Linked DNA regions of Mus musculus: regions 1, 2 and 4 are each linked to region 3. The links are chromatin loops, found by intact Hi-C in ENCODE. Cell type or tissue: heart. All regions are shown on one strand. Links, peaks and the distances in the headings refer to the core of each region. The heading gives the core; the rest is flanking DNA. Region 1 has its middle 17 kb from the start of Cyp7a1. Region 2 has its middle 34 kb from the start of Ubxn2b. Region 3 overlaps Nsmaf (neutral sphingomyelinase (N-SMase) activation associated factor). Region 4 has its middle 26 kb from the start of Cyp7a1.

Region 1 (5,852 bases), core at 493-5,492, 130 kb before region 3:
GCTGTGGATGTGAGCTTCCTTCAGGAAGAGTGGCCTTTGTGAAATCCTTCCCAGAAGCTCTACAGAAATGTTATTCTAGAGACACAAGGAACCTCACTCAATGCAATAAGCTTTAATTGGGAAGACCACATTATTATTTTATTTGTTTATTGTGGTTTTGTTTTGGATCTTTTTGGTGTCTTTGGTGGTGTCGCTGTTTTCAGCCAGGTCTTATCGCTGTGTGTAAGCTCACAGCAATATTAACGCCTCAGTCCCTCCAATGCCAGGATTATAGCCAGATACAACTGGCATTTTGAGACAGTTTTGATATGCTATGGGTTTCTAAAATGTTTTAAATATTAAAAATAAAATAATAAAGCATTCATTTACAACCTGGTATTCTGTAAACATAATTTTCTTTTATTATTTATTTTAATAATTTTATCTCACTCTCATTTTGCTAGGGTGTTGGTAGTTTTTATCATTTGGTTTTGTTTTGTTTTGTTTTGTTTTTTAAATTAGACCCAACTAAACAACTGTTACATATGTGCAGAGGGCCCAGGTGTAGCTCATGCATGCTCTCTGGTTGGCAGTTCAGTCTCTGAGCTTCTATGATCCTAGGTTAGTTGATTTTTTGCTTTTCTTGTGATGTCCTTGATCCCTGACTCCTACAATCCCTTCTCTTCTTCCACAGTATTCCCCAAGCTCCACTTAATGCTTGCCTGTGGGTCTCTGCATCAGTTTCCATCGGTTGCTGGGTGAAGCCTCTCTGATGACAGTTATGCTAGGCCCCTGTCTGTAAGTACAGTAGGATATCATTAGACATGTCAGTGGCGGGGGCCCTCTCACGGCATGCATCTCCACCTGGGCCAGTCACTGGTTGGCCATTTCCTTCCATTTCTGCTCCAGCTTTACCCCTGCACATCTTGTAGGCAGGACAAACTGTAGGTCAAAGGTTTTGTGGCTGGGTTGCTGTCCCAGTCCCTCCATTAGAAGTCTTGCCTGGTTACAGAAGCTGGCCATTTCCAGTTCTATTTCCCGCATTAGTAGGAGTCTTAACCTGGGTCTCCCTTGTAGATTCCTGGGAGTTTCCATTGTCCAAAGTTTCTAGCCCATCTAAGAGATACCCCCATTCCCATTGCCTCTTCCATTACTCTCTCCCTTTTCCTCCTCCCACATGATCCCTACTGTTTCCATCCTCACCACCTCCTCCATCCAGCCGCTTTTCTTCCTCCACCCCTGATGTCTAATCAAATTCCCTTTCTCGGTGAGATTCAAGTGTCCTCTGCCCCCTTGGGTCTTCCTTATAGTTAGTTTCTTTGGGTCTGTGGATTGTAGCATGGTTACACTCCTTTTTTTTTCTTCAAGTATTTTATAGAGTATGTTTGCATCAGTGTTGTTCATAAGGGAAATTGACCTAAAATTCTATTTCTTTGTTGAATCTTTGTGTGGTTTGGGTATCAGAATGACCATGGCCTTGTAAAATGAATTTGGCAGTTTTAATCTTTATAAGGAGATAATTAATAGATTTTATTGGCTTCATCATTTCTCAATTCTCTCTGCTATTTATTCTGGCTTTGACCTTTATTTTTACTTCTTATTTTTAAGATTATCTAGCTCATATTGTTATAAATCATCATGGTGAAAGAGTAAGCTGCTTGATATCTTTCTGGACTTTTATAAATTTATTATTATTTTGTGCATTAGTGTTATATGTATGTGCATAGGGTGTTGGGGAGTGTCCCATGTGCCACAGCAAGTGGAAGTCATAGGGCAATTTTGTGAAGTTGTTTCTCTCCTTCCCCTTTTGTGTGGCTTTATGGGCTGAATTCAGGTGGCCAGGCAAGCTTGCTCACCCTCTTTCTTGTCCTTAGTACAGGCATCTTGGTCAAAGTTTCCCTCTAAGCATTGCTGCCACTTAATATAACATTTTATTTGTTTATTGTACTTTATGTTTTGAGCATTTTTGTTTTGTTGTTGTTGCTGTTGTTTATTTTTCAAGATAGGATTTCACCATGTAGCCCTAGCTCTCCTGAAACTCACTATGCAAATCAGACTGTCCTCAAACTCAGAGATCTGCTTGCTTCTGCCTCTGGAGTGTTAGGATTAAAGACATGTGCTGTCATGCCCAGCTTTTACTTTATTATATTCATCACATTTTTATCTAATTTGTGATTTCTTCTTTGATTCATTGGTTATTTAGGAGTATATTGTTTAAGTTTTATATATTTGTGATTTTTTTTCAAATATTTTTGTACTATTCAATTCTAATTTTATTTCATAGTAATTAGAAGATATATTTTATATGATTTCAATATTTTTAATTATTGGGAGCGATATTATGGCCTGTTATGTAGTTATTCTACAGAATATCACACATTTCATTGAGAAGAATTTGTGTTCTGCTGTTGTGTAGAGTTTGCATTGTAAATATATCTGCTTTGTATACTTTAGGTACAGTGCTATTTAAAGCTTCTGGCTTCTTGCCGAACTTCTTTCTAGCTGTTCATCTATCATTAGCCTGAGGTTTCAAATTCCCTAAGTTTAGCTGCTGAATTGTGAATTTCTGATGTAGTCTGCATGGCTTCAAGGGTTGAGCTAACTGAAGTGAGGAGTAAATAAAGAACAGATACATGTACAGGGATGCTGGGATCAAGTGGACTGTGTTCACTTTGATGGGTGGCACTAAGTGCGCAATCTGGAAACTCGGTGCATTTATTACATACATCTGAATCAAGGAGATACAGTATTGAATGAGGGAAGGCGGTTATTTGTACTGTTGAACTGATGAAGGAGATAGGTGTGGTTTATCTCAGACCTCAGTCAGCCCGGGGAGGAAACTGTGGGTGATGGCTTTGGTACATTCAGTCAACGTTCATACCTAGAACAGAGGAAGGCTTTGTTATACTCTGAGCCTCATCCTGGGAAGGCTTTGCCTCTCCCATGGAAGTGTCCTTAACAATAATACCCATTCACTCAGGACTCCATCTGCTCCTTACATGTTCCCCCAGGGTTTCCTCTGCTCTCCACATATTTCTCTCTTAAATCCTGTCAGTTCGCTTCAGTCATCTTTGGAACTTTGTTCTGCAATGCATAGATGTTCATTGCTGCTTTAGCGTTTTAAGTTGCTGACTCCTTTGAGAATTATAAAATATTCTTTGTTGCTAATAACAATTTGTGGTTTACATTGTCTTGCCTTTGCCCTAGTATATATAGCTCTGGCAATAATTGAATACCTTTCACTTGCCTGATACATTTCTGGCAAGTATTGAATATTTACAAGCTATACAGTGATATGAATATAAGATGAGAAGTTTCATTGTTTTGGGGTTTATTTATTCTTTTATTTCCTTCCTCTTGTATAAATATATTTGTACAAAAAACTTGCTTAGACATCACATTTAAAGAGGTTAATGAGGACATCGCCCTCTAGTGGACACCTTGTCTAAATCATAGTATTCGCCTTTTATTGGTAGACAATAAATTCCAAGACCCTTACTGAATGTCTGAAACTGCCAATAATATCATACCCATACTGTATTTTTCATATATGTGTATACTTGTGTTAAAATTTAACTAATATATTAAGAAACATTGTGGCAACTATATAATAAATAGAAATTATAACATACTGTAAACAGAATCGTGTAAATTTAGACTCCCCTATTCTGTTATAGTTTGAATGAGAAGCATACTTCACACGCTCATACGTTTGAAACTTGGTCTCATACTGAGGTGCTTTCTTGGTATTTGATGAAAGCAATGGATGATATGGCCTCGATAGCATCAGTCACTGGAGGCAAGCCTTAAAGATTACATTTGCTTCTGGTTGTGCCTCACATGCTTAGCTTCCTATTATGCCAAGGTGTAAAAGCAGCTACCTCACAGCACCACTGACAAAGACTGAGCTACTCCTACTATCACCCCTTCCCTGATACCATGCACTGAAACATTTTGAAACCCTAAAGCCAGATAGACCCTTCTGCCTTAAGTTGCTTCTGTTGGGCAATATGTAACACCAATGAGAAAAATGAATATATATTGTCTCTCAAGCTATCTTGTTTTGTTGTCTTCACCCTTCTTCTCCTGGTGATACGAGATAATACAGTGGCTATTTAGAACATGCCCTCAGTGAACTCAGATAACACTTTGCTTGTTCACTGAGTGAACCTTTCTCTTAGGAGTTCTTCCCAAGAGGTTTCTCAATCTCCATCTGAAAGAGATCCCTACTATTCTATTCTAATATCATTGACTTAGCCATTTACATAGTTCATGTTTTCTACTCCTCTTGATCTTGAGAGTAAAGTTCAATACCTTCCATCAAAAGTTGATCTCTTTCCATTCACATATATAATTCCATTAAGCTGGCTCTAGGAATGTATTCTGTGAAGATTAAAAAGAGCTGCTGCTAGAGACATGAGCTCTGGGGGTACTGATTAGTTCATATAGTAGCAGAAGATGGCCTAGTCGGCCATCATTGGGAAGAGAGGCCCCTTAGTCTTGCAAACTTTATATATATGCCCCAGTACAGGGGAACACCAGGGCCAGGAAGTGGGAGTGGGTGGGTAGGGGAGGAGGGGGAGAGAGTATAGGGGACTTACAGGATAGCATTTGAAATGTAAACGAAGAAAATACCTAATAAAAATTGTCAAAAGAAAAAAAAAAGAGCGGCTGATCTCCTAGGGCTGTGGGCATTTGGTGTGAATCTCTCTAGTTATTCTTGGCAGCCCATCTAATTCTGTCCTTCTAGACCATCTGTATCCTTTAATTTTTAATTTTTTTGATTAGAATTTTTCTTTATATGCATTTCAAATGCTATCCCAAAAGTTCCCTATACCCTCTCCCCGCCATGCTCCCCTACCCACTCACTCCCACTTCTTGGCCCTGGCATTCCCCTATACTGGGGCATATAAAGTTTGCAACACCAAGGGGCTTCTCTTCCCAGTGATGGCCGGCTAGGCCATCTTCTGGTACATATGCAGCTAGAGATATGAGCTCTGGGGGTACTGGTTAGTTCATATTGATGTTCCACCTATAGGGTTGCAGACCCCTTCAGCTCCTTGGGTACTTTCTCTAGCTCCTCCATTGGGGGCCCTGTGCTCCATCTTATAGATGACTGTGAGCATCCACTTCTGTATTTGCCAGGCACTGGCCTAGCCTCATATGAGACAGCTATAACAGGGTCCCTTCAGCAAAATCTTTCTGGCATATGCAATAGTGTCTGGGTTTGGTGGCTTATTATGGAATGGATCTCCGGGTGGGGTAGTCTCTGGATAGTCCATCCTTTCAACTTAGCTCCAAACTTTGTCTCTGTAACTCCTTTCATGGGTATATTGTTCCCTATTCTAAGGAGGAATGAAGTATCCACCCATTAGTCTTCCTGCTCCTTGATCTTCTTCTGTTTTGCAAATTGTATCTTGGGTGTTCTATATTTCTGGGTTAATATCCACTTACCAGTGAGTGCATATCTAATGACTTCTTTTGTGATTGGGTTACCTCACTAAGGATGATATCCTCCAGATACATTCATTTGTCCAAGAATTTCATAAATCCATTGTTTTTAATAGCTGAGTAGTACTCCATTGTGTAAATGTACCACATTTTTTTTTATCCATTCTTCTGTTGAGGGACATCTGGGTTCTTTCCAGCTTCTGGCTATTATAAATAAGGCTGCTATAAACATGGGTGCTGGCACAACTGGCGGTTATCATGTAGAAGAATGTGAATTGAACCATTCTTATCTCCTTGTACAAAGCAAGTCTAAGTGGATCAAAGACCTCCACATAAGACCAGAGACACTGAAATTAATAGAGGAGAAAGTGGGGAAAAGTCTCAAAGATATGGGTACAGGGGAAAAATTCCTAAACAAAACA
Region 2 (5,852 bases), core at 475-5,474, 200 kb before region 3:
CCTTGGTAATGGCTGGAAACACCCAAGGAACTCCTTCCTGGGGAACTAACAGCAGGAGATGTTTTCTGAGTCCCTGTCTGTGTGCGCTGATTGCAGAAGTGTGACAATAAGGGAGATCCTACTAAGAGTCCTGTGTCTGAGAGTAACTCTGACCTCTGGTACACTCAGGGGAGAGGGAAATGGTCTGTACAACAGACATTCCCCTTCAAGGAGAGGAACGTGCAACCGTGATGTTCCCATGGAATTTTCCATCTGCACTTCCTTGTCTTTGTTCTCCTTGGTGATCCGTTATTTAAAACGTTCTGCTGATGAACTGAGCTCTGCTCTCCGCAGCCAGATCCAGTGGAAAGTTTTCAACCTGCTGAATGGTTTCTATTTGTTTGCTCAAAAGCAACCATAAGGTCACGGTCATGTAGTCTGAAATAAGTTTGTATCTTTATACAGACCTCGGTGCTAACATAATATCTACTCACTTTTCATTAATTTCACATGGCTACCGATGCCCCTAAAATGTGAAAGAGCAGTTCAGAAAATATAACTAGTAAATTGAGTGTCCATTAAAATATATTTAATAATCTTTTAGATTAAGAAGCGTCAGAAGAGCAAATGATAATAGAGACTTAACAACAGGGCAGCAGACATCTTGCATAATCCAGCATGAGGAGCTGTTGATTTTGGCCCAGCTCTAAATTGGCTGCACCTCTAAAGATGTCTCACTTTCATGATATATTGTTCTTGTTCTCTGACTATACTCCATTGTGCAATCTCCCACGCAAGCAGAGGCAGCAGAAATGGCCTGTAGTTACGGATTTCCAAATAACCTTTATAAGCACATAAGAAACTCCGCAAACATGCATGTGTTTCAGTGTTCTTGGAATTATTTTGAGAAAGATGTGGTGGAAGTCTACATTTTGATATCCCAAAATAATAAACTCAACAGATTCATTTTTACTTACATACATGGATTTTAATTATACTTGACAAAACCCAGCCCTAAAGCTCCTGATAGCAAGAAGCATTGTCTGTGCAGTCCATGAAGTAAGTCACTCTTAGCACAGCTGTATTCCCTCCCAGGCATCTGGGGCTCTTCCTGTTCTTATTTTTGTTTAATCTGGTTTTGGTGTAAGGAAGACGGCAGCATACTGACGCAACTCCAGGTTGTTGTGCCTATTCCTTGGTGATATTGGCTATGAGATAAGTTTGGCTTGCACCCAGTTGCAAAGGGCTGCCAGACAAGTCACAAGTTATTTTTCACTTCTCCTAAAATGGTAGTTTTTAATAAGGAGAACCCATCTTAATCTATCTGAAAATAATGAGATATGTACATTTCTAGAAGTTTATTTATGCTTTTTTATTTCATATATGCAAGTAAGTCTCAATTTCACTTTTATAAGTGATTATGGAAAGCTAAGATTTCATTGGATAATGGCATTTAAATATATGGAAAAGCATGGTTATTCATTCTTTATTCTGCAAATAATAGTTGATTCCTGCCTTTGCTCTGTTCATGTCCAAACACGTGGAAGTTCTCCAACTTAGAAGCCTTCACTTCCACTCATTTTTCTGCCTATTTAAAGCATTTTGGGTGCCCTGTTTTCTGTTGTTTTCAGAACTGGTAATTAAACTCAAGCCAGGTACGTGCTGGCTGGGTATTTGCTCTGTGACCGGTCTGTATCACAAGCCCTTCATATGCTTCTAAATATGGCTTCCCTAGGCTTTTAGATTCCTGGGAATTTTGCTTGGGACAGTAAGTTCTCCATTCTAAAAGGAGTAGGGGGAGGAGCCTGGTGTAGTCAGAGCTGTGCCAACAACATGGACAAGGCAGAGCGTAGTTGGTTGTTATAAGCTCTCACTGAGGGTTACAAAGCTGTATTACAAACATGCCCTCTGTCAAGAATGTTTCACATATAAAATTAGACTCACATTGGAGCCTGTTCAGCTGCCAAATGCTTGATAATTGGATGAATCTCTAGACATTATCATTGATTATATTCTGAATGGCTCAATTATGCAAATCAGTTCATGCTAAAAGCACAAAGGACATTGGATTTTTAAATGAGATATATCTACAAATAATAGTAACTTAAAATCCTTTTTTCCATGCATTATTTCATATAGCCATTCTGAGGTCACTGAAAGGTGAGAGGAACAAACAAGATTTTCATGGGAGAAATGCTAACTGACTTCCAGAAATCAGCAATGATGAAGTCAGCAATCCCGCCATCATGGCTGTGGTTTGTCTTCCATTGCTCTACCATTTGGGGTAATTGGAGATGGAACGAGGAGTTATCCGCTACACAAGTCTCACATCTGTCTCCTAAGGCCAAAGGCAAAGGTGTGTGCATGCTCACTGCATGTTTTATGTACCAGTTGCCTGTAAATACGAAGACCCAAGCCCCATGGAAAGCTTTATGCTTAGGTCCTTTGAGGAGTGGACAGCTGTAATTGAATGAATGGCCATAGCAAGGCCTGAGGGCTCAGGGGACTCTCCGTGCATAATCCAGGGGCCTCTGGAACCAGAGCTGGAAGGAGAAAGGAGACTGCTTGCTGTCCGGAGAAGACTTCAAGTCTTATCATTTTGAAGAAGAGGACATCCAGTTTTAATAAGTCACATCAGGAGGACTGGTGAGGCAGGAGCCAGACACTTAGCTTAGGTCGCTTCTTGGACCTTACAGTTCCCTTTGAAGTTCTTTACATACCAAAGTTCCGTGCTGTATGTTGGGAGCCCCCATCTTTTGTGTGCATAAATGCATGCATGTATGTGAATATAGTCCAGTCCAGGCTTAAGCTCGGTGTGTGGCTGAAGTTGCCAAACTTGATTTTGTAGATTATATTCTGTGTAAGCAGATATGGTAACTACTCACCCAGTTCAATGTACTGTTTCTCTCTCTCTAAAACTCACCTACCTAAAGCTGCACAAGGTCACTTGCAACTTCTGCAATTGGAGGGCTAAGATGGAGAATTTCTGAAGCTCACAGGACTTCATAGCTAGCCTGGACTACATAGCCATGAACAACAAAGAGACCCTGTCTCAAACAAGATGAGGCCAGCGTTGAGCTTGCCCACTGATCTCCACATTCAAGCATGCCAGCACACACATGCACATTTTTCAAAAGTTGTTTTACTGTATTTCACTTCTTCCAAAAACACGACATGTGACAATAGGCAAAAACCCTGCATCTCTACTGTCGATATGTGTAGGGGAGGGGCTATGTGAGGTAACAATTAGTGAAGCAATGGTCACAGTTTTCAACAGCACCTGGAAATGAATCCTTCGGGCCAAGGGTCCTGGTATTCTCAGCCCGTGTTCCTTACTGCTGAGGGCAAAGCATTGTGAGCATGTAGTTACTGATTTTCTCCACCAGGGGGCGAGCAGACACTAGGAAAGAATTTCATCAGTCTCATTGCCTTTGCTATAATGGGATCAAAAGTACTTGTTAGTTACCAGGATTAACCCAGACACAAATAATCATTTAGCAATGCCATTTGTGACCTGCACTGTCTGTCCCCCCTACAGATGTGATAGCCTAATGTGATTAACATTTCAGTAGTGTGATAATAGTTTATAAACACATTGGTGCTATCACTTCAGTAGGCCCTGTGCTTTTCGATGTAAACATCACTTGAGTGAATTACTTACAAAGTTTCTTCCTGTATGTAAATCATGTGGCTTGCCTCACTGTGTTTACTTTCCTTAGTACAGTATCCATTTGAATGCATCAACATAAAATGTAGTAGTCTTTCCTTTTTAAAATTCACATTGCTTCCATTCCTATTTGCTTGCCTATATTCTGTTTCTTGAATTTCACTTCTTGGTTTTCCTATACCTTTGCAGTCATCAATTCTTACCAAAGTCAATTACTTTGATCTGTATCTCTCGAAACTAATGAGGCAAATTTTTTATTAGATATTTTCTTTATTTACATTTCAAATGTTATCTCCTTTCCTGGTTTCCCTCCAAAAATCTCCTATCGGGGGCTGGTGAGATGGCTCAGTGGGTAAGAGCACCCGACTGCTCTTCCAAAGGTCCAAAGTTCAAATCCCAGCAACCACATGGTGGCTCACAACCATCCTCAACAAGATCTGATGCCCTCTTCTGGAGTGTCTACAGACTACAGTGTATTTACATATAATAATAAAATAAATCTTTAAAAAAAAAAAAATCTCCTATCTTCCCCCATCTCACCCTGATCACCAACCCACCTACTCCCACTTTCTGGCCCTGGCTTTCCCCCTACACTGGGGCAAAGAACCTTCACAGGCCCAAGGGCCTCTCCTCCCATTGATGGCTGACAGACAAGGCCATCCTCTGCTACATATGAGGCTAGAACCATGGGTCCCTCCATGTGCACTCTTTGGTTAGTGGTTTAGTCCTTGGGAACTCTGGGGGTACTAGTTGGTTCATATTGTTGTTTCTCCTATAGGGCTGCAAACCTCTTCAGCTCATTGGATACTTTCTCTAGCTCCTCCATTGGGGACCCTGTGCTCAGTCCAATGGTTGGCTGAAAGCATCCACATCTGTATTTGTCAGGCACTGGTGGAGCCTTTCAGCAGACAGCTATATCAGACTCCTGTCAGCATGCACTTCCTGGCGTCCACAATAGTGTCTGGGTTTGGTGGTTGTATATGGGATAGATTAGGTCGGACAGTCTCTGGATAGCCTTTCCTTCAGTCTCTGCTGTCGCAGTCCTTTCTTCCGCAGAGACAAGAACGACACGGACGCCAAGGCAGGTTCACGCAGCAGCTTCTTTACTTGTGGCCTTTTCTCCTACAGCTCTCTTCCCCAGCAGCTTCTTCTACTCCTTCTTGCAGCTTTACTTACAACAACCTCTCCACTTAGGCAAGGGCAGCAACAACAACAACAACCTTCTTATACTCACCCCGACTGACCTCATCTCGCTCCACCCCACCTCATCCAATCAGAAATCACACACGCTCCAGGCATGAGCTCAGGTCGGTCACCGATAGGCTGACACGTCCGGATCACGAGGAACAATCCAACCTGGCAGGCAGCTCACGCATGCGTTTTCACTGCGCATGCTCGGTCAAGGCAGTAAACATGTGGGGTTCTCGGGGCCTGGCAATGGGCCAGGGTGCCATCTAGGCCCATGCGGCCGTACCAGCTTCCCGCACTCTGCTCCACACTTTGTCTCTGTAACTAACTCCTCCCATGGGTATTTAGTTCCCCCTTCTCAGAAGGACCAAAATATCCACACTTTGGTCTTCCTTCTTCTTGAGCTTCATGTGATCTGTGAATTGTTTTGTGGGTATTCTCAGCTTCTGGACTAATATCCACTTCTCAGTGAATATATACCATGTGTGTTCTCTTGTGATTGAGTTACTCACTCAGGATGGTATTTTCTAGTTCCATGAATTTGCCTAAGAATTTCATGAAGTCATTGTTTTTAATAGCTGAGTTGTAATCCATTGTGTAAATGTATCACATTTTCTGTATCTAATCTTCTGTTGAGGGACATCTAGGTTCTTTCCGGCTGCTGGCTATTATAAGTAAAGCTGCTATGAGCATAGTGGACCATCTGTTTTTATTACATGTTGGAGCATCTTCTGGGTATACAGAAGTGGTATTGCTGGGTCCTCAGGTAGTCCAATTTTCTGAGGAACCACCAAACTGAGTAGTTGTACCAGCTTGTAATCCCACCAACAATGGAGGAGTGTTCCTCTTTCTCCACATCCTCACCAGCATCTACTGTCACCTGAGTTTTAAATCTTAGCCATTCTGCCTGGTGTGAGGTGGAATCTCAGGGTTGTTTTGATTTGCATTTCCCTGATGACATTTCTTTAGGTGCTTCTTGGCCATTCGGGATTCCTCAGTTGAGAATTCTTTGTTTAGC
Region 3 (5,852 bases), core at 415-5,414:
GGAGCAGTGGCTGGAGAGCAGAGGGAGGGAGCGGCTTTGGTGGTAACCTGGGCATTCACCTACACAAACATCCTCTCCCACCTTAGAACAAAATTAAATCATGACGTGATCGGACATAAAAACACTTGAGTAGACTCTTTGTAACTCACTCAAGTTGGAGGTCATTAAAATGGGGACTTATTTAAACACATTCATCCAGTGCTCTAAAAACATACAAATGAACTATTACCAGAATAAATTCACATTTCTCTTGTTTTTAAGATATTATATCAGAGAACAAACAAGTATAACTATGGCAAAATGGTGTCTGTTCTCTTACTTGCTGTCCCAGCTTCTTAGGTGCTTATCTACCTTCAATAAATAGACACAAAGAGACCAGCAAACCTAGGTACGTGGCGATATAAAAATAGAGATCATCTCTGTCTTGAGGCTCATAGAACTTTAGGTATATGTCGGAACACAGGTCGTCATCTGTGCAAAACACTTCCAAGCCCTAAAGATTCAGAAAAAATAAACAAATAGTACCATGTTCATCCTGAAATCACATATGTACATAATCTTAAAAGTCAGGTAAGCATCTATACACTTGAGTTTTCGACCTTGTTTACATTTATAATTTGATTCAAGGATATGTGTCCCTATATTCATCTTTGTGGTCTTAAAACTTCTTAAGATGAAGAGATATACCTTAGACAAACAATGTAATTCTCTTTGGTACTAAATACTGCTACTGACAGTAGTTTTTATGAATTTACAATTCTGAAATTTAAAATTAGATGGCCAATTATCCCACATTTCTTTCCTGGATATAAATGTTTAGCTTTCTTGCATATATTAAATAACCATGAAACGTAACAAAATAATAATCAAATAGCCCATTCAATTATGGTTATTTTTTTAAAAAAACCTATGAGCAGAATGTGTTCTCAGCACTCAGGAGGCTGATGCAGGAGAACATGAGTTCTGGGCCATCTGGTCAGTACAGTAAGGCCAAGTCTTGAGAGAAAAGAAAATGGTAAGCTTCCTGGACACCATGCTGGCAAAGTAAGATGGGAAAGGCCAGCCAGGAGAGCCTGGATTCACGGCTGCTTTCTGTGTCTGTGCAGCAGCTGGGCCTCGGGCCGCGGGCCGGCAGCCAGGAAGCCGAACCAATAGGAATCTCGTTGCTCTGCTGGCATTGCTGGCCTATAGCAAGAGCACAGGTTTCTAGTCAGATCTGTTTTCCTTGGTTTTCTCCCAACATTACAAATGGACAGAAAATAGGTAGCAAAGTGCTTGAATTTTACAACCTAAAAATACAAAACCAAACTACTTATAGTCAGCAAGAGAAAATGAATTTATATTGACGTCAGTCCAAAACACCGTGGCCTCATCTCCTGAGTGGTGATTCATTTCTAAGATGCCTATGAGAGACCAAGGTAAGTGTGCTCTGTGCACGGTGAGGGACGTGGTGGGAAGAGGCAGCCCAATGCCTTAATGGTTGTCTTCCCTATTTCTCTTTCATTGAGCTCAAAGGCTACATTAAACGCTGTGGCTGGTTGCCTGTTCGCTCTCCCTGTACTAAAGGACTTTGAGGGTCCTCCCAGTCTCACTCTGAGACCCACCTGCAGTGGGTACAAGGTGGAGGCACACTGGACTGCTCTGCAAACACTGGTCTAGCCTCAGGCCAGAAGCTCTGAAAACTCACGAGCAAGAAGCTGGAGAACTCTCCAGCGTTTTGCTCTTTGAACAAAAAAATATTTTCTGCAATAGAACCTCTTATTTCCAGAAATGTAATTCCTGTATCAATTTCTAGCTTCCACATGCTCACAGACTGCACATGTGTGCTTCCAGGCCTGTGCAGGGGCCTACAAGTCATTCAGCCGCTACACTGCAGACTTGACTCCCCCACAGGCAACCGAACTCACCAAAGGCATGAGGCCGTGCCTCCTTTTGTAAATGCGCCGGACATCCTGCAGTGTTATCTGGACCACAGGTTTCTTTAAAAAGCACAGAGACAGTGTCAAGTGTCACAACTGTAGCTCAGTTAGAAACTGTTTGGTTGTATCTTACAGTAGGGAGGAAGAGAAGCCCATCCTTGCCTTCCCACTGCGCTGCAGGTGAACACCTAGGTGAGATCTTGGACAAATCATACCTGGTTTCACATTTAGCTTGGACACGTTTCTAACCCTTGTCAGTAATCTCAGATGAAAATGGTACCTTCATCTTTCAGGTATCACAAGGGTTAGTGTATAGTGTGGAACATTCAGGAATGAGCATAAATAGCTATTCAAAAAGTCTGTTCTTTTAGAAAATTATTTGTCTGTCTGTCTGATTGTCGATGTACCTTAGAGTGTCTGCAGGCACCTAAGTATGTAGGGCTACATGCATCTTCACTCATATGTGAAGGCCAGGAGGATTCATCAGGTGCCCCTTGCTCTCTCTCTCTCTCTCTCTCTCTCTCTCTCTCTCTCTCTCTCGCTCTTGCTCTCTCTCCACCTATCTGTTGGGGCAGGGTCTCTCCCTGAACCTGTCTCCACCCAGCTCTGCGCTGAGGTTTCTGGGATGCATGGGATGCCATGTGCTGTGGGTGCCAGGGTTCTAGCTCTGGTCCTCATGGCTGGCAGCACATGCTCTTAACTACTGAACCATTGCTCCAGCCCTGAGTTTCTCTAGGGCTTGCTTTTCCCTATCATCTTTTTTATTTTAAAGAATTATGTTTTTCATCTCCTTAATATTACAGAGTATTAAAGCTCATAAATTAAAACATAATTAAAGCTGTTACTTTTTTAAAGGAAAAAAAATTGATTCTCTGGAACTTGAAATAATAATAATAAACAGTAATAAGAGAGAGTCAAAATTAGAAAATATTGTATGCTTAGGTAAAGGGCAGAGCTCCAACATTCCTGCTCCCAGGTGACAGGAAAGCCAGGCTATGCATCAGTGAGGAAGCCTGGCCAGGAGTTGGGAATAAACACATGTGCACTGTGTCCCCTGAGGCTGTGGTGCCATACATTTTCTGCAAGTTTCTGACCAAAAATAGTAACAGTAGCAGCCAGTATCAGAGAACACCAAGCCAGCCAGCCATGTGCCATGTCATTGGAAGCTTTGCCCAGTATGTGCCGCCATCTAGTGAACAAAAGTGTTATGACACCATGTCTGAGTGAGGTGTTTAGAGCCAATGAAGCCTAGACAATTTCCAGAGCATTCTCTTCTTCCACAGAAAATGCCCGCCCCCTGTGGTTAAGGTTCCCTGCAAACGGCACAGCTGTGTGGCCAGAGAGACGGGACTTGTCCTGCTAGCATGGCCCACACAGAAAAGGCCCATCTCTGGAAAAGCAAGCAGTGAGTCTCTACTAGTGTTAGTGTGGTGTAGAGATCTGAGTTTGTGTTCACTTCCTGGCATAGTTTTAGGTCTAGTGTTCTCAAAGAGAAGATGATTTCCTAGATGGTGGGAGGGGACGGTCCTACAGCTGCTGACTGTGGCATCATACATGATGCCACACTAGCTGTGAGAACCTTACACCAGCACTCACGGAAGCCAGAGACCCACTGTCTGCAGTGAAGGAGAAGCAAGCAGTCCCCCTCTCACCATCAGCTTCTCATTCACCACAGCCTTTTCTGGGTGTCTTACCCCGAGCTTCCCAGCAGGAGGAGAAGTCTCATCCATAGTCAGGAGGGGCGGACTTTCTTTACGCACTACTGGGTACAAGGTCCTTCAGAATGGCTGAAATACGGGGGAGTGTGCATCTACTCCAACTACACAGGGCACTAGGAAGCCACACTGCTACACAGGGTTGTCAAACGACTTTGACCTTCCCCAAGATGTGAGGGCATAGTAACTATAACATCAGGTTCCTGGAAAATTTAGCTGAAAGACAGAAGCAAGCACTGAACATGGCCCCGAGATCTACGTACCGGGTACCCATTGAGAGGCTGGAAATACAGGCTGGTGTCTGTAATGCACACATGCCCAGGGTTCGTCACTAGAGGTGTTACCATCTCTGCTTTGCACTCCATGTGCAGCTTTTCAGAAACACTTTGGAACCTGCAAAGATGTTTCCAGCAAAAGTAAGAAAAGTTAGGAACCAATCCACTGCCTCGGCTTAACCTCAGTGTGAGTGAGCTTGCTTACCTGCCGAAACACTACAGTCATCAAGTGGCTGCTTAAATAAGGTTGACATGCTTTCAAATGGCACAATGGAGGCCTGGCTTGTTTATTAATTGAAGAGCTTACATATCACAGAAACAAATGTCTCCTAACTGATCAGTCCTGAAGCTCTTTCTCCATCATGTGACTTCCTACTTTTATATTGTTAAGACCGACTTTTAGAGCCTACATAAAGAGCAGCGGTGCTACGTTTTATGCCAGCACTAGGAGGAAGCTGAGACAGGAGCTTGGGCCACAGAGAAAGACCCTACCCTTAGCACACTTCCTTTATCAGGGTTAGAACACATAATTACAATTGCTTTTAGGTCAGTTTCATTTCTCCATATAAAACCACTCAAAGATGCCTTTTCTACTCCTAAAATGCTTAACTAAAAAATAACTCCATTTCTGATTTGTGAATTTAAAAAGTAGTGTGGAAACAACTAAATTATCAATATTCTTGGATGATTACTTTGTTAAATAACTGGATTAACAGTAAATCTCAGGGTCTAGAAGTGCAGCTCGGTGCTAGAGCAGCGCTGATCATGCTGGAGCCTGGCTCAGTCCTGGCACCGAGATAACTAAGGAAAGAATCTTGTTTCCAGGGCGTGACACTGGCACAAACTTTCCTCTGAGTATGTGAAAACGCGAAGGGACCCCTGAAGTTCTTGCCCAATGATAGAAATCAACTGGCAAGTGGATCATCCTCATGAGTCCTTAGAACCAATCAGAAACCCAAGAATGCAAACTTATTTAAATGACCTTGACTGCAAGAGGGAAGAAACAGACCAACAGGTCAGAGGCAGGAGGAGGGTGGCTTCACAGTGGTGAGACAGTCTCTAGGCTTGGACAGCTCCAGTAATTCTACAATTGTCGCTGTCAGCTTTAGTGTGTCTCTCCAGCAAATGACAAATGAATCAAGCAAGCACCACAATGGTCTGCACCCTTGGAAGGACCCTCAGCCAACTAAAAGGGAACCAGTACTGCAGACAGGGACTCAAGAACTGTATAAGTTTCCTACCAGGAACCAGGAAATATTCACCAAGAGCGACCATGTATTGGACTATGAGACAAATTCAAAATTCAAAATTCACACCAGAGGAGTGAAATACAAAACATATTTACTGATCAATTATTAATAACCAGCAACAGAAAGATAGCTATAAAATCCTCAGCTGTGTGAAAACTAAGCAACATACTTTGAATCACCTATGGGCAAAGGAAGAACTGGCAGCATTAATTACAAAGTGGGTGACTGAGACGGGTCCTGAAGTCCTTCTAAGTCCTTCTAAGTGGGGACCTTCTAAGATGAAGTGCTACTATAACAAGGAAAAGTCTGATGCCTGCTCCTACAGCCTTGCTCCTCGCAGCTACAGGAAGCCTCCTTTGTGCTCTATAAGCTGGAGAAAGAAATCAGAAAAGCAGACATAAGCTTTAAATAAAATGGAGGAGCAGAGCAGTGGCATGAATGTGCCAAGGAGCATGGCAAGATCCAAAGGAGACTGGAAATGCATTAACAAACATACAACTCATAAGTCATAGGATATCTGTGTTCATTACATTATCCTTTAAGGTTGTCAGAATTTGAAACTTTTCAACATAAAAAGTAGGGAAAATATAGCCCTATTTCTTCAATAAGAGGCATTTCTTCAAAAATATGATGAAAGCTTATGTTTGCGAGTTTACTTTCCTTTTTTAGAAATGCACATTCTAAAAATTTTAT
Region 4 (5,852 bases), core at 463-5,462, 130 kb before region 3:
GGCAAAGAATCAAAGTGACAGCTTACAGAATGAAGAAAGATCTTTACCAAAATTACACATCTGATAGGTCTAGACTATATTTAAGAAGAAAAAAGAAGTAAAAACAAAAACAAACAAACAAACAAACAAAAAACCCTGAACACCAAGGACACAAATAACCCAATTCAAAAACAGATTATAGAACCAAACAGAGAATTCTCAAAATCTGAGATGCAAAGAAAATGTTCAACATCCTTAGCCATCAGGGAAATGTACTTTGAAATTTCATTGTACCCTAGTCAGAATGGCAAACACTAACAAAGACAGCACATCAGGCTGCTGAGAAAAGCGGAGCACATATCCATTGCTCGTGGAAGTGTGAGAGAAGGTAGTCTCTATGGAAATCAGTGTGAAGGTCCCTCAAAATGCTGAAAATTTATCCACTACAAGACCCAGCTCTATCACTCTTGGCATATGGCCAAAGAACTCTACAGCTAACTCCAAAGATCCTTTTTCATCCATATTCTTCATTGTTCTAATCATAACAGCTGAAACCTGGAAATAGCCTGTATGTCCATGAACTGATAAATGAATGAATAATGAAAATGTAGTACATTTACACATGATTATTATTCAACTGTTAAGAAAAATTAAAAGAAATCTGCATGTAAATGAAAAAAGCTATAAACAATCATTTGGAGCGAGGTAATCCAGCCCCCAATTCTATGCTTTCTTTACATGTGGATATTAACTTTGAAACTCTAGGTATGTGTTTCATAGGTTAGGTAAGAAAGCAGTGGGGAGGAGGGGAACCTTCCAAGAAAGGAGAAATATAGTATAGTGTTATGAAGACATAAAGAGGAAATTAGACTAGGCAGGTTAAACGGAGAGCAGGACAGAAAACAGGATAAAGGAGGAACATTGGGGAGGAACAATTAATGCTAAATGCCTTTTTAAAGAGCCATATGGAAGCTCACTACTGTAAAAGTTTCCTAATTGTTTACATATATGAAAGGAATCTAAATGGAGTAAACCACATAATCATGCAGACCATGCCCTAATTTGACATCTTATAACCTCCAGTTGACAAGAATGGGTTATTATAGCATGTGGAATAGCTGGCCAAAGGAGTCCTACAGACCCTCCTCCCAAATATTACAAGCTAGCACCAAGCTTATTGTTTACTCTCTAAAACCTGATGGTAAGGCTCCTTTGATGAAGACATAACTTTCTTACATCACGAGGCATGGAGAAATTGAACTGGTATCTAACTAGAAACTTTGCCCCTACTGACTAGTGTTTATGTTGCTGGAAGATGCTTTGCATGCTACCAGAGGAGAAAAGTAGTCATCAATTTTACCTAGCTTCAAATCCTGTGACCTAAGCAGAGACTTGCCTGCAATTTATACTAGTACAGTAGTGGCACAAGCATTATGGGAGGAACTAACCACTTCTTAAATATTATTATTGGATTCAAGGCCCATTCTATGGTGTGGAACCCATACTCAATACTGCTTAAGTGGCCAAGTATATGAGATAAATATGCCATGGGCCTAGGAGGAAACATTATTCTGCTAAAGTAACAAAGCAATAAGAAGACTCATAATGATATTATGCTATACTTATAGATTAGCGCCTCACTCTATCCTCATCGAAGAAGGTTATTCTTGCAGTAGGTGAAAAACTTATAACTGGACAATTTGTAAAGAGTCAGAGACTTTGGAGCATTCAGCCCTAAATGGGATGTTTTTATCAGACCTCTCAGGATCTGTGCAAAAGAGGAGAGGAAAGATTGCAAGAGCCAAATGTGAATAGCTCCAAGGAAACAGTGCCTTCCAGACACAAAGGACTGGTCACATATGCACTCACAGAGACTGAGAGAGCATGCACAGGACCTACACAAGTTCACACCCCAGCACTGAGAAGGGGAGGTAGATCCAAAGTCTCACCCTTAAGCTATTTGCAATTGATAGCTGCTGGGTAACAGGAAATCATTTTCCCCAGTCAGGTACATTCTATGCCCAGGAATAGTTGACCAACAAAAAATAGACTCCATGTTTCTTGTGTGCTTTTGTTTTGTTTTGATTTGTTTGGTTTGGTTTGGTTTGGTTTGGTTTGCTTTGCTTTGCTTTGCTTTGCTTTGTTTTGCTTTGCTTTGCTTTGGTTTTTTATTTATTTTATTTATCTTATTTTATTTTCTTTAGTTTCTCTGTTTTTATTTTGTTTTTTGTTGTTATTTTTCATAGGGTGCTGGAGAGAAAAAAACATGAAGTTGGGAGCATAGGGAGGTGAAAAAATTTGGGAGTTGGGGGGAGGGGAAAGAATATAATCAAGTTATATTATATGATAAATAATATTTTTTACTGAAAACAGATTTTTCTCAGGATTGGAGAGTTAGCTCAGTAGTTAAAAGCACTTACTGTTCTTGCAAAAGACCAGAGTTCAGTTCCCAGCATCCACAAAGAGTCTTAACATCTCTTTAGGTACCAGGCATGCAAGTGGTATACAGACATATATCAGGCAAACACTCATACACCAAAACAATAAATTAAAATATGGGGGGGGGGGGACGGGAGAAGTGGTGATGTAATTTTAAAAAGAAAGAAAATAGATTCTTCTCTCATAAAATAAATCCTGACCACAGTTACGCATCCCTCCGCTCCTTCCAGCTTCCCTCAACTTCTCTCTCCTAGATCAACCCCCCTTCCATTACCCTTCAGAAAAGAACACACCTCCAAGAGGCAACAACCAAACATGACAAAACACAACATAATAAGAAAAGGCAAAAAAGCTCTGATACTGAGGCTGGGCAAGGCAACTCAACAAGAGAAAGTGTCCCAAGGTCAGGCAACAGAGTCAGAGATACACCCGCTCCACTGTCAGGAGTCGCACAAAAACAACAAGCTGACAACTAGATACAGAAATATAATACAGACCCATGCTTGCAACTCCAGTCTCTGGGAGCCCTATCATCCCTGCTTAGTTGATTCAGTGAGCCATGTTCTTCTGGCATCTTCTACCCCCTCCAATTTCTAATTTCTTTCCTCTTCTTCTTCCACAGGGTTCACTGATCTCTGAGGGGAGGGATCCTATAGAGACCTACAATCTAGACTCTCCCCAAATGATATCTGTAGGTACCTGTGACCTCTTTCATCTACTGCTGGATGTAGCTGTGACAATTCAACAAGGCACTGATCTGTGAGTACAGCAGATTATCATTAGGAATCATTTCATTGACTCTTTTCTTCCTCAGTTGCATTTGGTTCTACTCAAATCTCAGGGCTATCTAGTCTCCAGTTCCTGGCAATGAAGGCAGTGTAAGGCATGGGCTCCCTCTTGTGGCATAGCCTCAAATTAAATCTTATATTGGTGGACTACTCTCAAAAATTCTGTGCCAACATTGCCCCAGCACATCTTGATGATGTGACAGATTGTAGGGTTTTGTGTACTGTTCAGATGGAGAGATGAGAAACAGGGAGTACACAGTAGAGAGGTGGTTGAAAAGGCAAAATCAAGAGTTTTCTGCATTACAAAGAGAGGTGGAACTGGAGATGCCACAGTAGTGAGGAATAGGCAGATATGAGGAGCCTGTGCAACCACCTGACACCATGGTGATATCCAGGAATGGATTGCCACCAATGTCCATGTCTATGTGTCCATGGCCCTACCGCAGCTGGGGTCTGCGCTGATGTCTGTGGCCCATTTTGTCACAGAAGGCCATCCCAATGTCAGTTGGCTGGGCTGTTGCCTGAGACCATGTTGATGTCCAGGGTCTGTACTGATGCTGGGGGCCAAAATGATCTGAGTAGCCTGTGCTGACCCTGAGACCATAGTGACATCCTGACCCTGGCTGCCGCTGAGGGCCATGTCTGGGTCCATGCTTCTCTTGCAGCTGTGTTTGTCTATGGCCCAAGTTACCAGCAAAGTTCATGCAGGTGTCTATGGTCTGGGCTGCCACCTGAAACCATGTATATATATGTCTGAGGGGCATGCTGCTACTGGGGGACATGCTGCTATGAGTGCCCTATGCTGCTACCTGAGGACATTATGACATCCAGGCCTATGCTGCTGCCAGGAGTAATTTCCAGGTTCATTCTATCAGAGCTAGGGTCTATGTAGATATTTGAGGCCTATGTTACCACCAAAGGCCATGTCGATGTCCCTGGTCTGGGCTGCCTCCTGAGGTCATATTGATGCCCAAGCACTGCACTTACTTGGCCCTGGCCCTTGTCTGCTGTCATCACCACATTCAGGAGAGCTAGAACCACCCCTCACCTGAGCAGCAAGAAAGAGATGGCTCTGGTTACATGGGAGTAGGAGTGTAGGCCCCTGCCAGCTGTGGCACTAGAGAGAGATTGCCTTGACACTGGCTGTAGCACTCTAGAGATCTGGCCCCATACCTCATCTGCCTTACTGTGGAATGGGCACAGGTAGAGGAGAGATGCTTCCCCAGTATGCTGCAGGCAAGTGAGCTTGCCCCAGTGCATGAGAGCAGGTGAGAGGACACTCCCACACCTCAACAGCTGAAGCACTTCAGAGAGTGAGTCCCACACTTCACCTGGGAAGCACAGTAGATCTGATGGCCTCTGCTGGTATGGGAGTGTAAAAGCCAGCCCCAAGGGCATGAGAACAGCAGAGCTGTCCCTGCCCTTCACCTGGGTAAAGCAGAGGAGCTGGCCCTAGTGGTATGAGAGCAGGAGAACTGGTGGGCTGAACAAGTCGACCCAGGCCCAGATCCAGACCTCTATGAAGTGCTGGAGCATGTGAAGGGGAAGGTCCTGCAGATCCAAAGCTGCAGGATCTCCATGACAGAAGGTAACAACAGGATATCTGAGAGAAGTTCCATTGAGGATCCAGTATTGATAATATAACAAAAGCCAGAGGCCTCAAACCAGCTCAATAACTCATTGAATTTGCAAATAATGTTGTTTGGGCAAAAGACTGTATGACACAACCACGACATACTATGGCTTCTACAGTGAGTTTTTGGTTGCTTTATTTATTTTATTTTTTTATTTTTTTAATTTTTATTTTTTGTTTGCTTTTGGGGGGGGACTTACGAGTTTGGAGAGCAGATACAAAGGGGAAGGGAGATGAGTGGGATTGGGGTACATGATGTGAAATTCACAAAGAATCGCTGATTTTTTTTAAAGAGGTGTTTCTATGAGAGATTAAAGACCACTGAATTTTCTTTTTCTAGGGTTTTATAGGGCCATGGCAGATATGGGCAAAGACTTGAGGTAATCACTATTGAGACTGGTTTATTTTCTGCAATATCATAAGCTGAGCAAACGGAAAATCCACACATTCTCTGCCTGTCCCCCTGGTAACAGAAGGATATACACATGCATTGTTCATGTGTTTCTCATTCAGTTGGGGTAGGTGAAACCCCACTCTGCCCATGTCTAGCTCCAAGGTCTCTGTCCTTGACCACAACTATTTGTTGGCTGTTAGGGTCTTTGATAAAAATTAACAAAAGGTTACTGGAACATAAGAATTAGTATACATTTTATAATTTTGAGGATTGTAATGTGGTTGTTCTTACAGTATCCTCCTTTATAAGAGTCTCTGAGTGATAAGACATGAGGTCAATAGCTTACTCTAACATCTAGAGAGACACATTTCTATTTTGTAATTAGATATTTTCTTCATTTACATTTCAAATGAATTCTGAAAGTCCCCTATACCATCCTCCCGCCCTGCTCCACAACCCACCAATTCCTGCTTCCTGGCCCTGGCATTCCCCTGTACTGGGTATATGATTTTTCTCTAGACCTAGGGCCTCTCCTCCCATTGATGGCCAACTAAGCCAACCTCTGCTACATATGCAACTAGAGACACAGGTTGGTGGGTACTAGTTAGTTCATATTGTT

Evidence for each region. A loop is a pair of places that touch in the nucleus more often than their neighbours do. Peaks named below come from ENCODE experiments on the same cell type or tissue, not always from the same donor. Only the 100,000 strongest peaks of a DNase experiment are listed, where the experiment ranks them.
Region 1: it touches region 3 in a loop (5-fold over the local background); 14 of 42 quality-filtered maps call a loop at or near these places.
Region 2: a loop joins it to region 3, with 11 times the contacts of the local background. A loop is called at or near these places in 33 of 42 quality-filtered maps.
Region 4: it touches region 3 in a loop (4-fold over the local background); 14 of 42 quality-filtered maps call a loop at or near these places.

What each region holds. Positions count from the first base shown.
Region 1 is chr4:6,289,779-6,295,630 of GRCm38, forward strand. No RefSeq gene overlaps it. Among named protein-coding and RNA genes, the nearest start is that of Cyp7a1, 17 kb to the left of the region's middle. In heart, for the core only: a CTCF peak has its summit at 3,428 (motif pointing left); no DNase peak of the experiment used is centred there.
Region 2 is chr4:6,222,117-6,227,968 of GRCm38, forward strand. No RefSeq gene overlaps it. Among named protein-coding and RNA genes, the nearest start is that of Ubxn2b, 34 kb to the left of the region's middle. In heart, for the core only: a CTCF peak has its summit at 3,354 (motif pointing right); DNase peaks (open chromatin) are centred at 705, 1,155 and 3,345.
Region 3 is chr4:6,424,495-6,430,346 of GRCm38, forward strand. Nsmaf (neutral sphingomyelinase (N-SMase) activation associated factor) reads right to left here. Exons shown (of 31, transcript NM_010945.2): 10 at 3,898-4,027; 11 at 1,908-1,979; 12 at 385-493. Among named protein-coding and RNA genes, the nearest start is that of Nsmaf, 27 kb to the right of the region's middle. In heart, for the core only: CTCF peaks have their summits at 3,112 (motif pointing left) and 3,316; DNase peaks (open chromatin) are centred at 1,147 and 2,977; H3K27ac peaks cover 1,889 bases.
Region 4 is chr4:6,299,111-6,304,962 of GRCm38, forward strand. No RefSeq gene overlaps it. Among named protein-coding and RNA genes, the nearest start is that of Cyp7a1, 26 kb to the left of the region's middle. In heart, for the core only: a CTCF peak has its summit at 3,325 (motif pointing left); no DNase peak of the experiment used is centred there.